2 separate regions of the Mus musculus genome follow, and region 2 is linked to region 1. Evidence: chromatin loops called from intact Hi-C (ENCODE). Cell type or tissue: heart. All regions are shown on one strand.

What was found. A loop is a pair of places that touch in the nucleus more often than their neighbours do. Peaks named below come from ENCODE experiments on the same cell type or tissue, not always from the same donor. Only the 100,000 strongest peaks of a DNase experiment are listed, where the experiment ranks them.
Region 2: it touches region 1 in a loop (4-fold over the local background); 3 of 42 quality-filtered maps call a loop at or near these places.

Annotation. Positions count from the first base shown.
Region 1 is chr1:97,657,604-97,665,603 of GRCm38, forward strand. It overlaps Macir (macrophage immunometabolism regulator), which reads right to left and starts at 4,415. Exons shown (of 3, transcript NM_133825.3): 1 at 4,228-4,415. In heart, CTCF peaks have their summits at 3,223 and 3,424; DNase peaks (open chromatin) are centred at 1,948, 3,238, 4,148 and 4,428; H3K4me3 peaks cover 2,538 bases; H3K27ac peaks cover 1,742 bases.
Region 2 is chr1:98,091,152-98,099,151 of GRCm38, forward strand. It overlaps Pam (peptidylglycine alpha-amidating monooxygenase), which reads right to left and starts at 4,495. Exons shown (of 26, transcript NM_001357127.1): 1 at 4,334-4,495. In heart, a CTCF peak has its summit at 4,380; a DNase peak (open chromatin) is centred at 4,460; H3K4me3 peaks cover 2,774 bases; H3K27ac peaks cover 3,028 bases.

The DNA of each region.
Region 1 (8,000 bases):
TTAGACTGCAAACCAAAAACAAACAATAGAAAAATGTGAATGCCTTACTTCTGAATAAAAACAACCCTGAAAGTCTTAAATTTCATTTCTTTCTCATAATTTGTACCAGGGATTTGGTGGCATCTTCTTTCCATGCTTTTAGATGCACTATTTTTTTTTTCCATCAATAGAAAGACACAGACCTGGTTAAATCCTCAGTCTAAATTTAAAAGCAGAGGAGCCTTACAGCAATTACCACACAGCACGGAGTTGATGAAGGAGTCAACACTCCATGGTTTCATAATGAGCAAAAGTGTAGTGACTGATTTATCCCTGGTTTACACTGTGGAGTCAAAAATAGAGCAGATCCCACAGCCAAGTGCAGGGGCATCCTCCTGGTCCTCCTTCTCACTCCTGACATTGCTGCTTGTGTGTAACTGAGCACCATCCAGCCACAGGCACCAGGAAGACCCAGGTCATCACATAGTGAAAAAGGAGACAGAAGGAAGACAGCAGACAGGAGACAGCAGAGCCAAGAAACAGTGTAGCTGTACACCTCCTAAAACACTGCCCGGACAGCAATCTACTGCAAAGTTATAGGAAAGCTTTCCCTACCATCTCCTAAAATAAAAATTAAAAGCTGTAATAAAGTCATCCCAAAACACAACTTTCAAATAAAGCTATCTAACTTTAAAATCTGGAACTCCCTAACAATATTGTTTTATCCTAGCATTTGAAGACTTAAGACAGTGAATGGGAAAGACCGATGTCCAATTCTTTGGACAGAAAGAAAAAAAATTACGTAGGAAAACATACTAAGGTGAATGGAACTAAAGCTTTAAGATACAATGTTTCCAAAACAGAGAGCTGAAACAAACAGCTCCATGGCATTACTCTGTAAATAATGTGGACAGGAAACTTAAACACTGCCAAGGGCAGCTAACTGTGTCTGGACAGGCAAGCCACAGGTAAGGAAGGGAAGACATCTAACAGAGACTGCAAGGAGACTCTACAAGTAGAAAAGTTTAAAGCATAAACTGGTAAGTGATATATAGCATTACAGTTAATAAACTCCTTCTAAAATAGTATCTCATTCATGTATTCCCTGGCATAATTATCTGTGGAGCCTCTTGAATGCTCAAGTATCTTTGGATGACAAACATGTTGTTACCTTATCCCAATGTATAAAACAGCAAAGAGATGTGAGGTTTGGAACAGAAAATAAATCTTCCTACTTCTGTACTTTGGGAGGCACATCCACCAAGCCATTGGCTCCATGGTGTATCCAGCTATTCAACACTCTCTCTCAGTGTGGAAAAGCAGGGGGGCAGGTTTAAAGGCCTACCACCATGTCAGATGAAATCCTCCAACGTGGAACAGCAAACTGGAACACCATATGACACCAGTTTTCTGTTTTCCCACAAAACAAAGAACGCCTCACATGGAAATTTTCAGTTCTAAACAAACTCTTTCCTCTTAAATACCTAAATCTGTGTATTTCAGGCATCACCCCAGATCCACTAATTTAAAAATAGAAAAATACCAAATTTTATCACTATATAAGTGGCTATATAAGCATATATAGGGGGCAGGGGCCACAGGCAAGGGAAATTCCATTTCAACTGGTGAAAATGTTTTGTAATCAAAATATTTTCTGCTCTCAAAGGCTATTCTAAAATAAATAAATGAGGGACTAACGCATTCCTCAAGTAGAAAAACACTGAACAGAACTAAAACGGTTCAGCGGCCAGACAGATTAGAACACCGAATGGAAAACAAAATGCTTTGCTGAACCCATGCGCTCTCACCATGGTGACCACTTGCAACCTTCTTACCTTTCTGCGGCTTGTAAAAAAACCAAATCACTAAGGGCTTGGAAAAGCAGTTATCACGTGTAGTGTGACTTTTTAAAAACCTCCTTTGACCTTACCAACAAACCGCCAACCTTCCCAGCATGGTAAGGCAACCCATAATTGGTTCAGAAAGACACAAGTGTGTGTGTTCCTCTTTCTAGTATCAGTTCCCTTAATAGCAGGACCCTTAAAGAGCCCAGCATTCACTTGGTTTCCATCTCTGCTAATTAAAATCAAGCCCACGTTACTATATCACATTCAGCTTCACTCCAAACATGTCTGACAACAGCTGAAACCACAAAGTCTACTCGCAGTCTTTATAAGAAACCTGCCTCTTCTGGAAACCTAACCACGAAGACACGGGTATCTTTGGTGGTGATTCACCTTCCGGAAGGAAAGCTAAAAACTGAGTATCCACTGGGAAAATAACTGAGGCCTCAAATCAGGAAACAAAAACTTAAACGGTGTTTAGAAACTAATGTCCTCATCACACCCATTACTTTTTAAGACAAAGTGTTAAGTTTCTCTTCGAAACTATGGTAATACATAGATGGAAGCTAATCGGCTGTTAGTACTGTCAGTGATCCCTCACACCTGGGAGACTTGGTGCTAACAGTTCTATCTACAACTAAACATCAAAACACATTTTATGCACCAAGTCTTACCAAAGTTGAGTAGTCTCGGTGCTCATGAACGCTAACATGTCATCCTGTCCGTTTTGTTTTTAATCCAAGGTCTCATAATAAAAACACCCAAATCATTAAAATAACCCACGCATACACTGTAGCCCAAAGCTTCTGGGAGAATAACCACATATGGAACTAATTGGGAAAATAAATTTTGTGAAAGAGTCGTTTCCAATCCTTAGTGTCTAGCTTGTTGCACTACAGTAAAAGACCCCGGCACCTGAAATTATATAGTGGCATTTCGAGGAAAAACAACATAAAGTAAAGTTTAGAAACCTCGGAGATCTTGTGCGACTTCTGCTCTTTCAGCTAGGAGCCTCTAATAGGGTACAGTGTTGCTGTGTCCATAATTACTCCTCTTGGAAGGATGAAAAAGTTCAGCGCCAGTGTCTCCCAGTGTTTCCAGCCCCACTTACACACACACACACACACACACACACACACACAGAGAGAGAGAGAGAGAGAGAGAGAGAGAGAGAGAGAGAGAGAGAGAGAGAGAGAGAACACAAAACAAAAACAAAACCCTGGTTCTGAAGAAATCCTCAGCCCACTCTAAGCAAAGCGGCGTGGGCAGAGAGCCCGGGAGTCTCTAGCGAGCCAGACACTTGCCAGGGGGAAAGCACGCGGCTGTCCTTCCCTTCGCGAACTGGGTTCCTTCCTGGCCGAGATTTGCAGATTCCACCACTAGAGCGACTTTGGCAGCTTCACAATGGGCCGCTTCTCAAGGTCTGAGCGCCGGCCGCTGCCAGGCGCCCTTTCCTAGGCTTCCCACCCGCCCCAAAGTCCACCAGCGACAGGTGGGGCGAGGGTGGCGGTGCCCGAGACATCTGCCGCCTTAGTTTCTGGCCAGCGCCCGGCCGCGATTCCCCAGTCCACAGGCGCTCCTCCGCCACCGCCGGTCCGTCTGTCCGTCACCAGCCGCCGCACCGGCCTCGGCCTCGCCCGCGGGGTGCAGCGCGCACTGGTGGCCGAGATAAGGTCGCCAGGGGCTGTCTCCCGCCGCTATCTGTAGCCCGCAGCCGCGGCTTGTACACCGTTGGGGCCAGAGGCGCGGCAAGCCGGGCGAGCGTTACTTCTCAATGGGCCTCCGCCGGGCCTGCCGCCTGGCGCTGCGGGTAGGGCGAGCCGCCTAGCTGGCGCGCGCCGACGCGCTCAGACTTCCGCACCTTGGCACCGCGGGAGCGTCGCTCCGGGTCGCAGAGTCCCCGCACCGCATGTCGGCGGCGAGCGCACGCCCGCCCGCCCGCCGGTCCGTCCGCTCGCTCGCTCGCTCGCCGCGCGCGCACGGGGCGCACGCCCCCGCACACTCACCCGCGCCGCACACTCCCGCGTCGCCGGCCCCACCCCTGTGCCAGGAAGCTGCGGGCTCTCGCACCCCGCTCGGGCCCCACCCCAGGCTCCAGTCCCCCCACCACCACGCCAGCCATTCGCACCAAGGCTCAGGGACCAGCGCCGCTCGCAGCCCCGGTGTCACCGAGCCATCAGCCATCGCGGAGGCCGGCGCGGCCCGGGGCTTCCCTGCGCTGCGCACACACCGCGCGCCCGGCCGGGACACGAGGCGAGGAGGAAGGGGCGGCGCCGTGCCTGGGGCTGGCACAGTGGCTCGCTGACTGGGGCACCCACACTCACGCGCGTACCCCACCCATCCCCGCCACCACCTCTGCAGCACAAAAGGTTGCAGGAGGAGTGGCGCTCCCCGTCCAACGTACCGGTCGTCCAGGGTTCCGCCGGTTCCTCTATGGCCGGCAGCCGCAGACCCCGAAGCCAAGGGCGGGCGAGGCGCGGGGCTGCGGCGCCGAGGTGTGGGCAGAGGCCGCCAGCGGAGCCAGCCGGGTACCCGCTGCTCTCCCACCGCGCTCGGCGCCAGCTACGGCCCGCCGTAGTCCCGCCTCCTCCCCCGCCTCCGCCCGCCTTCCCGCCTCCTCCCGCGGGCTGCGGAGGCGAGGCCGGGAAGCGCAGAGCCCGCCTCCTGCGCCAGGCTCGCACGCTCGGCTGGGCGGGCGGCTGGGCCGGCGGCGTGAGAGCGCAGAACCGGAGGCTGTTGCGGGGACGGGAGGCGGCGGCGTGATGCCACACTGCTCCCGGACCAAAGTCCGCCGCACCCTCCGGGGAGCCGCAGCTCACAGGCCTGACAATGCGGGCCGCTCCCACAGAGCGGTGTGCTAAACTCTGTGGGGATGGCTGTGATTTTTGAGTTTCTGCTGATCAGAAGTTGAGAAGAGCAGAAGCCCATGAAGTTAAAATTATACTATAATAATAAATAATAATAATAATAAATGTCAACAACTAAATATGGGGGCGGGGTGAAGACTAAATTCTGAGTCACTTGTTTCTCTTCTCTTTTCCTTTCTAGCTTCCTTCCTGTTCTGTCTTTACAAGGTCTCACTCTGTACCCAAGGCCGGACTTAAGCTCCGGAGAACCGTTCTGCCTTAGTCTCCAGAGCGCTGGGATTACAGGGATGAGGTGCCATCCCAACAAGATTTTCTTTTCTCAGTCCATATGCCACTCCCCTGCCGAAGTGGTCAATGCAGCATTACAAATATTTGCTGATATTTATTTAGCTCTAGGTGCCAACCCTTTTGACGCACATTCCCAAGTTTGCAGCTCTCAACTGTGCTAGTCCACATTTTTAAGACAGAAAACATGAGTTACATCCTTGAAGTCACAGACCTTTCATATAGCTGAGCTGTTTGTGTATTTATAAATTTAAATTCAGGTTCCTGCATTGTGTGGCCTTTTAAACGGTGCTTTATCTGAACATAAAGTCATACATTTCATCTAGACTAATACAAACTTAAAGCAAATAGTTCATGTTCCAGAGTCTATATATGTCCCCCAAATTACCAAGGTTAATAAATACACTCTGGCTCCAAGATGTGGCTTCTGGTTTCTCTGCAACTGAAGGACACTTACTCAATTGCTTCTCATATGCTCTGATGTAAGTATCAGAAAAAGGAAGGAAGAGGCCAGATTCATGAATGTTCTCAGTTACTCTTCCCCAACATGATATTCATGTAACTTATCAAATATAGATAGACCCTAGTACACTGTACAGGTATTGAATGCTCAAGTGATTAAATTTTGTTTTATATTTATTTGTTCAGTTGTTTTGTGCCCCCCCCTCCCCGCCCCACCACCATGGGTACCTTAGTAGAAGATGCTCCAAGTATTTTCAGATTTGAACATTTATCACAGCAGTGTATTCTGATGTTCGTTCTTATAAAACTACCTCGGAAACATTACAAATTATTTCAAGAAGCTTAGTTTCATTTTGTCTGAACTCATAATTTTTTTAAGAGAACACCTTGTAACTTGGCCTTTGTTCTGAAATTTTAGCAATGTTCTTTGGCCAGAAGCAATAAAGTTCCGACTAGTCTCTCCGTTCATTAGGCTGAAAGCTAGCCTTGTCTCCAGCTGTCTCCCACTCTAGGTTCCCACCTCTGAGACTCTTCATCCAATCAAAAGTTAGGTTAGTTCTCCAGTGTCACAATGAATACCTAAACTAATTCACTAGGCCAGCATGGTTTTATATGTGGTTCATGATGGTTATGTCTAGAGACTATCATATTTAGAATATGTGGGGCCGCTCAGGATGGTAGCTGTGTGCCTATGAAAGAAGAAAGCAAGATGGAAACACTTTGCGAGCTTTCTGGATGTTCCATTAAGAAAAAGTTAATCCAGGAAGGAAGGAAGGAAGGAAGGGAGGGAGGGAGGGAGGGAGGGAGGGAGGGAGGGAGGGAGGGAGGGAGGAGAGAGAGAGAGAGAGAGAGAGAGAGAGAGAGAGAGAGAGAGAGGAAAGAAGAAAGAAGAAAGAAAGAAAGAAAGAAAGAAAGAAAGAAAGAAAGAAAGAAAGAAAGAAAGAAAGAAAAGAGAGAGAGAAAGAAAAGGAAAAAAGGGGGAGAGAGAGCAAGAGAGAGGACAGACAAACATGCTTGAAAAAGAGTGGCCCCAAATGTTAACTTGAACTTCTAATCCACAAGGCCTTTCAGAACCTAGAGCTCAGGTGCTCTATCTCAAATGTCACCTCTGTGGTTATATCTTGGCCTTGAAATATCCTTCCTCCCCCCCCACCCCCCCAAAAAAATAAAATCACTTCTCAAATGTCACTTGTCTGGGAAGAATTATTCATTGATGGATTACCACTTAGCAAACAGCCAGATTGAAAGAACAGGATAAGTGAACTTAAAAAAAAAAAAAAGATCACACCTGAAACTACAATGGTAGGTATGCAAGAAATAACACATCGACTTTTTTAAAAAAACAGAAAACCAAAAACCTTGTTTCCAGCAGGGTGCCATAAAAAAGTACAGGCCATGGCTATGTCTACCAACACCTTAACTGAATGCAGCAGAGATCTCAGATGCCAAGTAGAGGTCTCCCACAGTGAAGGGGCTGAGATACCACTCCACAGTCCCTACCTGGAAAATGAAGGTGGAGGCTCCTGGGATCAGGGGGCAAAACCAGTCTTGTGGAAGCAGGCTCCACGGCAGCAGAAGATAACTGCAGAGGAGGCATCTGTGGCAAGGAGAAAGGGAAGTGTACCACAGAATCTGCTCTCCTCCTGCCCCGATGCTCACAGGCATCCCTTATCAATCACTCATTTCCCTGGTCCTTTCCAGAACTGCCACTTACAGCCATGTATCACAGTGTGCATGTCCATAAATGGGATGGCCCTGCCTTAAATATATGATCCCTTCCTTTCAGGTCCTTTCCACTCTTCATTTCTTTGTTTAGTTTGTTGTTGTTGTTGTTGTTGTTGTTGTTGTTGTTGTTGTTGTTGTTGTTGTTTGAGACAGGGTCTCTTTATTTAGTCCTGGCTGGCCTGGAGCTCGTTATGTAGAACAGGCTGCCTTCCAACTAGCTTACAGAGACCCTTTTGTCTCTGCCTCCCAACTGCTGAGATTAAAGATGTGTGCCACCGTGCCTGGCTCTTTCCTTCTCTTCACTACTTAAAGCCAAAGCAATATTGAGATGTGGGGCCATTTTGCTGAGCATTTCACATCCTCAGTAATTCATCTTTAGGACCCTGAGGTGTCCTTAGAGCTGGGCCTCAGGCTGCAGCATCCCGGAACTGCTGCTCTCATGTCCTCCATTCCAGCTACAGGGAAACCTCTCAGGAAAGACCTTCTTCTTCTTCTTTCTGTCTTTCCAGTTGCTCTGCCAACCTACTCTTTGGTTTCTGGGATACAGGCTTTGGGCAACTACAGACCATAAGAAGAAATATCCTGAAGGCAATGCCTCTATTCACTGTCACATGAGGATAAGTCCAAAGTGTATGTTGGGGGCAGGGACTAAGGCTTCAACATATTATCCATATTGTAATTAAATTGGACATAGTACTACCGGAGGATTCAGCAATACCTCTCCTGGGCATATATCAAGAAGATGTCCCAACCAGTATGAAGGACACATGCTCCACTATGTTCATAGCAGCCTTATTTATAATAGCCAGAAGCTGGAAAGAACCCAGATGCCCCTCAA
Region 2 (8,000 bases), 430 kb after region 1:
GTGCAGTGGGGATGGGCCTGGGTTGCTCCCCAAGTATTTGCCTGTCCTTTTACCTTGGAAAGTTATTTAACACCCCAAACACCCAGTTTTATCATCTCCAAAATGGGGGTAATGGAAATATATATGTAAATGAACTCTGAAGGGACTCTGGCTTGCTCAGCTAGGGGAGCATGGCTCGGGTAGGCCTTGCCCTTCCGGCATTCCTTCTTCTGGGGTGATACCCAGAGGGGGGCTCCAGAAGGGTGAGGGGGAAATGAGGGGAGGATCTGCATGAGGGGGTACTAGGAGGAGGGGGGCTGGTATTGGGATATACAAAATTTTTAAAAAAAAGAAAGAAAGAGAGAGAAAGAAAGAAAGAAAGAAAGAGAGAAAGAAAAAGAAAAAGAAAAAAAAACTGGTTTATAAAGATAAAATGGGGGCATCATCCTGAGTGAGGTAACCCAATCACAAAAGAACTCACATGACATGTACTCACTGATAAGTGGATATTAGCCCAGAAACTTAGAATGCCCAAGATACAAGATACAATTTGCAAAACACATGAATCTCAAGAAGAACGAAGACCAAAGTGTGGACACTTTGCCCCTGTTTGGAACAGGGAACAAAACACCCATGGAAGGAGTTACAGAGACAAGGGTTGGAGCTGAGATGAAAAGGATGGACCATCTAGAGACTGCCATACCCGGGGATCCATCCCATAATCAACCTCCAAACGCTGACACCATTGCATATACCAGCAAGATTTTGCTGAAAGGACCCTGATATAGCTCTCTTATAAGGCTATGCGGGGGCCTGGCAAACACAAAAGTGGATGCTCACAGTCAGCTATTGGATGGATCACAGGGCCCCCAATGGAGGAGCTAGAGAAAGTACCCAAGGAGCTGAAGGGGTCTGCAACCCTATAGGTGGAACAACAATATGAACTAACCAGTACCCCCCGGAGCTCGTGTCTCTGGCTGCATATGTATCAGAAGATGGTCTAGTTGGTCATCATTGGGAAGAGAGGCCCCTTGGTCTTGCAAACTTTATATGCCTCAGTACGGGGGAATGCCAGGGCCAAGAAGTGGAAGTGGGTGGGTAGGAGAGTGGAGGGGGCCTGGGGGACTTTTGGGATAGCATTGGAAATGTAAATGAAGAAAATACCTAATTAATAACAGGTCTATAATCAGCATTCAGTAGGCTGAGATTAGGAGGATCACGAGTTCGAGGTTAGCCTCATCTATATACCAGGTGCCAACCTAGTCTGGACTAAACAGTGTCTCCATCTTCAAAACAAAACAAAACAAAAACAACAAAAGACCTAATAAAGAGACAATAGACTATTCAAGTTTCCCCAAGTAGACTTGATTGCACATAAAGGCAAGAACACTTTATTCATAGCCTAACTGTTTGAGCTATTTTTATGTAGTTTTAACAATTAGCTCTTGCAGCCTAAAGGAGTTAAAGTGAAGAATCAAGAGTCTGATATTCATGGCCGTTTCATCAAACCACACAGTTTCCAAGGCAATGATAAGAATCTTTAATCTCACGTTATAAACGAGATAACGAACCTACTGAGCTATAAGTGCGGCTGTAAAGTTAACAGCACACTCCTCAGCCTGCCCTTCAGCCTGCCAGGCCTTATTGTGCAGGTCTAATCAATTCTCAAAAGTTCCACAGGAATGCATGTAGCTTATGAAACTCCACCCAGCCAGCAGGTAAATTAACTTTTCTTTGAACTAGGGAAAGAATTGGTGTCATCGCATTTTATAAAATACAACTTACTTGGAAAGAAAGAGCTCAAGTCAATCCTTCACCTTTTTAAAGTTCAAGAGCATTCAGAGTGATTATTATTTTATTATTATTATTATTATTATTATTATTTTAATTGTTGTTGTCGTGGCTAACAAACAAATAAACAAGTTTCATTTAACTTAAGTGAGACTTGCAAAGCCAATCCAGTGTTCATCAGACATTTGTGCCTGTGGTGTCCTGGATAACAAATGTCCCCATAGATTCAATATTTGAACCCAGTATTTGAACAATATTGCTACTGTCTGGGAAAATTACAAAATGTTTAGGTTAAGGGATTCTGTCTTCTATAAATTGCTTTTGATCATGGTGTTTTATCACAGCATCAGACAAGTATCTAATACAATATTAAAGTGTTACTCTATTGAAAACTGTATATTTGCAAGTGGGTAAGATGGCTCAGTGGGTAAAGGTACTTGTCACCAAGTGTGAAACCTGAGTGTGAGACCTTAAGCTGACATGGAGGAAGTAGTGAGCTAGCTACCACAATATGTTCTCTGATTTCCTATGTGTGCCTGTGCCTCCCCCTATAAATAAATTAATATAATAAAGTTATTTTAAGTTATGTTCATAAAAACAAAATTTTCCACTCTCTAGTTATTTTTCTAGGCATTATAATTTCCTTCCCAAGAGGAGGAGAAAAACATCAACGTGGTTACCCAGTTAATTGAAGTTTTGGATAAAATTATGGTAGCTTTTCAGTATTTGATTACCACATAATACAGTGTTTAAGTGAGGGTTCTCAACCTGTGGGTCGAGACCCCTTGAGGGTAAGCTCATTGGGAAAATATTGATATTCACATTATAATTCAAAACATTAGCAAAATCACAGTTATGAACTTATAAAGAAAAAATAATTCTATGGTTGGGGTCACCACAATGTGAGAAACTATATTAAAGGGTCCCGGCATTAGGACCACTGTCTTACTGGCTGCTTTTGCTCTAAAATAGTTATTTCCAAATGTGCGTCTATTTGATGAAACCTGGGCATTTGAGACATTAGTTTTAGAAAGTACATTCTTAGTGAACCTGGTATTTACTCCATTCTGTGAGGCAGCCTCACAAAATTATGACCTACAAGGGCTTATATACAGCTTTCTTGACACTTTCTACAAGCCACGTATTGCTGTTAGAATATGTTTGATGTCCATATAAAGATATAGGTGTCACTAAATTAGTTTAGAAAGCCCTTAAGGGCAAGAAATATATTCCATGTCTTGCTCTATAAAGCACCCAGCAGACTTGCATTGCATAATACAGGGACTCATGAAAATGTCTATTAAATTTAGGCTATAAGAATGACAGGCCTTAGCCATTTAATACAGAGTATAAAGCTGATTTTCTTGGCGGTTTTCCTTATAAGGTAGTTAGAAGACATTAAACGATGTCTCTTGTGTCTGTGATTATCAACTAAGTTTCTGAATTCACTTTACAAAGAAGAAGGTCCCCCCCCCCCCAAATTAATTTTACTTGTAGGATGGAAACAAGACTGTAGAGACAACAAAACATCTGAAGCAAAAGTTCTTGTCTCTAAGACTGGGGCCAGTAGGATCTTCATGGTAGTTGAATTTCTATAACCATGGGAACAGAGATCCATAGCTTAGACATAGGGTTTGCTGGATAAAGGACAGTTTCAGCTCTGTTAACCAGTTCCAGAAAATGCGGTGCTGTCCCTCTCAGACTTAAAGAGCTCCAGGCCAAATTCATCTTTAAGTCACCAAATCTCAGCTTTAGGACCAAACTCAGGTCAGGGACCCACTAGCACAGAGCTTCAGCCTAAGACTTTGGCTCAAAACCACCACACAGCCCTCTAAAATCGTCCCAGCAAGCTCTAAGCAGCCAACAGAACAACGCGTATTTGTCCAGGTCAACAAAGATTCTGATGGAAGAGAGTACCAAGGCCACACAGATGAGGTGACCCAACCAGATTTAGTGAATATAGGAAGTAGTGGGTACTGTCCATCCTGCCTGACAGAGCAATCACCCTTCCCTGGAGGATTACACACACTCTAAAGCTGGCAGAAAACCGCGGGGAGACAGCAGAGCTGGGCTGGCGATGAGGATGGGGAATTTCCATGCTTCCAGGCACTTGCCAGCACTTCAAGCGCCTCAGTCGGTATTCCACGTCCGTAGCTGTCAATCTGCGCGGCCCCTACTAACGCTCAAACTAGTCCTAAGGATCCACTCGGGGTCCCGCGGGGCTTCGCAACCGCCACTTAGAGTTGTCCAAAAGGGGGGCACAAAAAACCCAAGGCGAATGAACAAACGCGCCCAGAAAGGCGAGGGCGCAGTTAAAGTGCCACAGTGGGCACAGCACCGGTGAAGAACGCGGTGGTGCTGACAACCCCAGCACTTGGGAATGCCAGGAAGGCTCGGACGCCGGATGCCAGGACCCCGGCCGCGCCGGAGGAAACCCACCGGGTCCCTGCGCCAGGAAGCCAAGGGACCAGCAGCCCGCTCCCCGCCCCGCCTCTGCCCAACTTCCGCGCCCCGCCCCGCGCCCGACCCTCTCCCCGCCGCGCCCGGCGCCGGCCACACTAACCTGCGCGGCCGCAGGCTCTTCCCGGGACGGAAGCGGGAGCCCGCGGGCGGCGGGCGGAGTTAGTTGGAGGCTCCGGGTCCCAGGGCGGGGACAGGCTGAGCACGCGGCCGCGGCCGCTGCTGGCCTCCTTCCTTCCCGGGCCGCGCGCTGGGCTCCGGGACCGCCCGCTCCCTCCCCCGGGGCGGCTCCCGCCTCGGCTCCGCCTCCAGCCCTCAGAGCCCGGCTTTGGCTTCCCCGCTCCCGGGGAGCGCGCGGCGGGTGCTTGGAGTCCCGGGCGGGTCGGAGGGTGGCCACTGTCCCAAGGTCTCTGGGGAGCGTGGAGAAGGCCAGGGCCCGATAGTCTCTGGGACGCGGCGGAGTCCCGGGTCCTTTCTGGCCAGCCCCGCGCGGTGACCGCGCCAGCTGCGTGGAAAGAGGTAGAGGACGAGATCTGAGTTGGATAGGGGGCTGCTTCCCGAGGGGGTGAGGGACCTCCTTCCTCCTCAGCGCCCTTTGGGCTGGGGCTCTGCCAGGTGGTCTGCACCCGGAGAGAAGATGCTGGTTTCGAACCCTTAGCTGAGGTGTAATTCCATTCGAAGTCACCTCCTGCAGCCAGGTCCCTGAATTCGAACCACACACAGGTTGCATGCGGTTTCCTGGCCAGAACCCCAAGACCAGAGGTTTGCCTTTCCTGACTTCCCACCTCCACCTGCTGTCCCTTTCTGCTTCTGAGGAGCACTCAGCTTTGGCACACAAGACAACCAGACCAGTCCCATCCCGGCATCGCCCTAAAGCAAGAGAAATAGGACAGGATGAGTAAAAGCCAGAAGTGTTGTGTGGTAGAGGTTTGGTCACTGCGCGTTACTATCTGCACACCCCCCCCCCCACGCACACACACACACAATTGAAGAGCTTTTAATAGAAACAGGTATTTAAATCTCCCCTTGTGTAGTGACTTTTGGAGTATTCATGGTGCCCTTGCTGTGCAAAGTCCTCTGCTTCTTTCTCCAGAGTTCCACCATATCTTTTATTTAATCTTATTGTCGCAGCAGATCCCTGTGCTACTGTGGCTCTGCAACCAAGTGCTGGTCTTTTCAAGGAGCTCCTCTCTGCCTCCATCTATGAAGTTCTGTTTGGCAGGATTGGGGGATATTGGAAGAAGGTCACTGAAGATGTGGAAGAAGTCCCTGGAATGAGATGAAGAAAATGCAGTGGAAAGGGGGAGCTAGGGTGAAGGAGGCTATGCTCTCAAGCCACAGGGGAATTCCCAGAAAGAAAATCCATTTCTCCATAGGGAAACTACTTCAGTGACTATCACAGCTTATCAGGCAGCAGTGGTGAGCCAGAGATAAATCAGGTTGACCAGGCCAGTCTGAGCTTTTATTTCTCAACCCAAATTCCAGGGAAAGCCTTTGACCCTAGGTTCTCAGGTAGAGATAAGAAATTCTTTGTAGAAACTAAATGTCATAAAAAGACGTCAGAAACAGATTCAGTTTACTGATGAGGGCGACACACACTAGGGCTGATCTTTGGCATTGCTCCTAAGTCATTTCTTTACCCTGGTCTAAATGAAACAAGCTCTTAAAACCCTTTTTGAAGCAAGGTGTCATTGAGATAGCCACTCTTCTGTGCTCTCTGTATGCACATTCATAGATATATGTGCCTTCTCCAATACAAACAAATAAACAAATGGTTAATTTTTTGTGAGAGAAGAAAACTTGATTTAGTGTTCTCAGGCTGTAGTGGACTTTTTTTTTTTTTTAATACAATACCTTCTGATCCCAAGAAAATTTCTTGTTCACAGGTGTGTGTGTGTGTGTGTGTGTGTGTGTGTGTGTGTGTGTGTGTGTGTGTGAAAGAGAGAGAGAGAGAGAGAGAGAGAGAGAGAGAGAGAGAGAGAGAGATCGTTAAAATGTCTAACTATACTCTTGTCTCATACCCTCAAGCTCCTGGTGGACAGTTTAGGGTTTCAGAATGCAAACTCAGTTCTGGTGTCCTAGTTTGGTTTGGGTGTTCTGTTGCCGTGATAAAACACACACAATAGTCAACTTGGGAGGAAAGGGTTTGTTCAGCATACACTTTCAGGAAACTGTCCATCTCTGAGGGACTAGGCAGAAGCTCAGCCAAGAACCTAGAGGCAGGAACAGAAGCAAAGACCATCACAGAGGAATGCTGTTTCCTGGATTTTTTTTTTTTAATAGCTTGCTCAGCTTGTTTTCTTAGTCAGTTTGGAGCCATTTGCCTAGGAGTGGCACCACCCTTGGTGGGCCAAGCTTTCCCACAGTCAGGAATACATCAAGACAATGACTCCAGAGGCCAATCTGATGAGGGTAATTCCTAATTTGAGGGTCCCACTTCCCAGGTGACTCTAGTTGCTGTCAATTTGACAAAAGACTCATCAGCCCTCTAGGGAAGCCACCTCAAGCCTGCAGCCAGAGAGCTTCAGGAGTTGTGGCTTTAGGGCATGCCAATTTGTATGTAGGCAGCAATAATTAGAAGCAAACCATAACAAAGCCTTCTCCTACCACTGAAAAAGTCATCCCCTACAGGGATAACATTAAATTAAGGTCCTTTCTGGTACTGTATGCTATCAGTTTAATTCTATAATGCTATGCGTAGTCATGGTGCAAAAGATGTGCAGCCAGCCAACAGCTAAGAACGTGAGGCATAATTTATGGAGAGCAGCATGTTCATAGGCAGTGCTGTGGAGCAGATGGAGGTACACATTTCCCTGTAAAGCTCCCAATTGTTTTCTCAATCTGCCATCATGTGATTGTTGCTTGCGCAGTTCTCCAAGCTGACCCACCTCATACAAAATTGTTAGGAGCATCTCATCTGTACAACACCCGTGTTTGGTTTGGAAGATAGACGTTCTGAGCACACTCAAGTAAAGGTAGACATTCTAAGCACACATGAGTAAAGATGAATTCGTGGAGAATCTTTGCTGTTTCCCTTCTGTTGGGCCACATCTAAGAGACACTTCCTTGCGAGGATGGGTGCGGTAGAGAGTACTTATTCTGCAAATACTGCGGAATGTGCAGGTCCATGAGCTTCTCTGGAAAAAGAAGGAAATATAAATGCTTTCTTATTCTGCACTTCACATATGACCTAAGAGTGCCCAGTCTTGATCAAGAGCAGAAAGCTACATGGAAATCCAAGAATGAGCTTTGAGTTGGTTGCATCAACCAGTCAAAATTGCTTATGCATATTTAGGACGGCAAGAGAAAATATTAATTTCAATTTACAAGTCATCGAAAGGCACCTTGTGGCCCACATAATGAATAGCCCTGTGTTAAAAGTAATACATGTTTGTTCTTTCACAAATAAATTTCCCTCTGAAATATAGACATCTGTCAAGGACTCAATTATCTTTCCCTGCATGAGCTGTAAAAGAACATAAAGGAAATAATATACTACACTGCTTATTTGAAAGAGATCAGGGGTATGCAGCTCCACACTGGCACGTTCTTAATTTCATGGTGTTAAGAAAAGAAACTCTGAGCGTGGAACAGCAAACCCCTTCCTGCTGTACTTGTGCAATTCCCATCAGTGTACACATAGGGGAAGGGTTTTTTCCTCATTAAGTAGAATCACTAAGATCGCTTCCCTGTCTTACTCTACTAACCCTTGTAAGGAGAATGTGCACATCGAATTTCCTTTGAAAAAACAAAGGAATCACCACACTCCT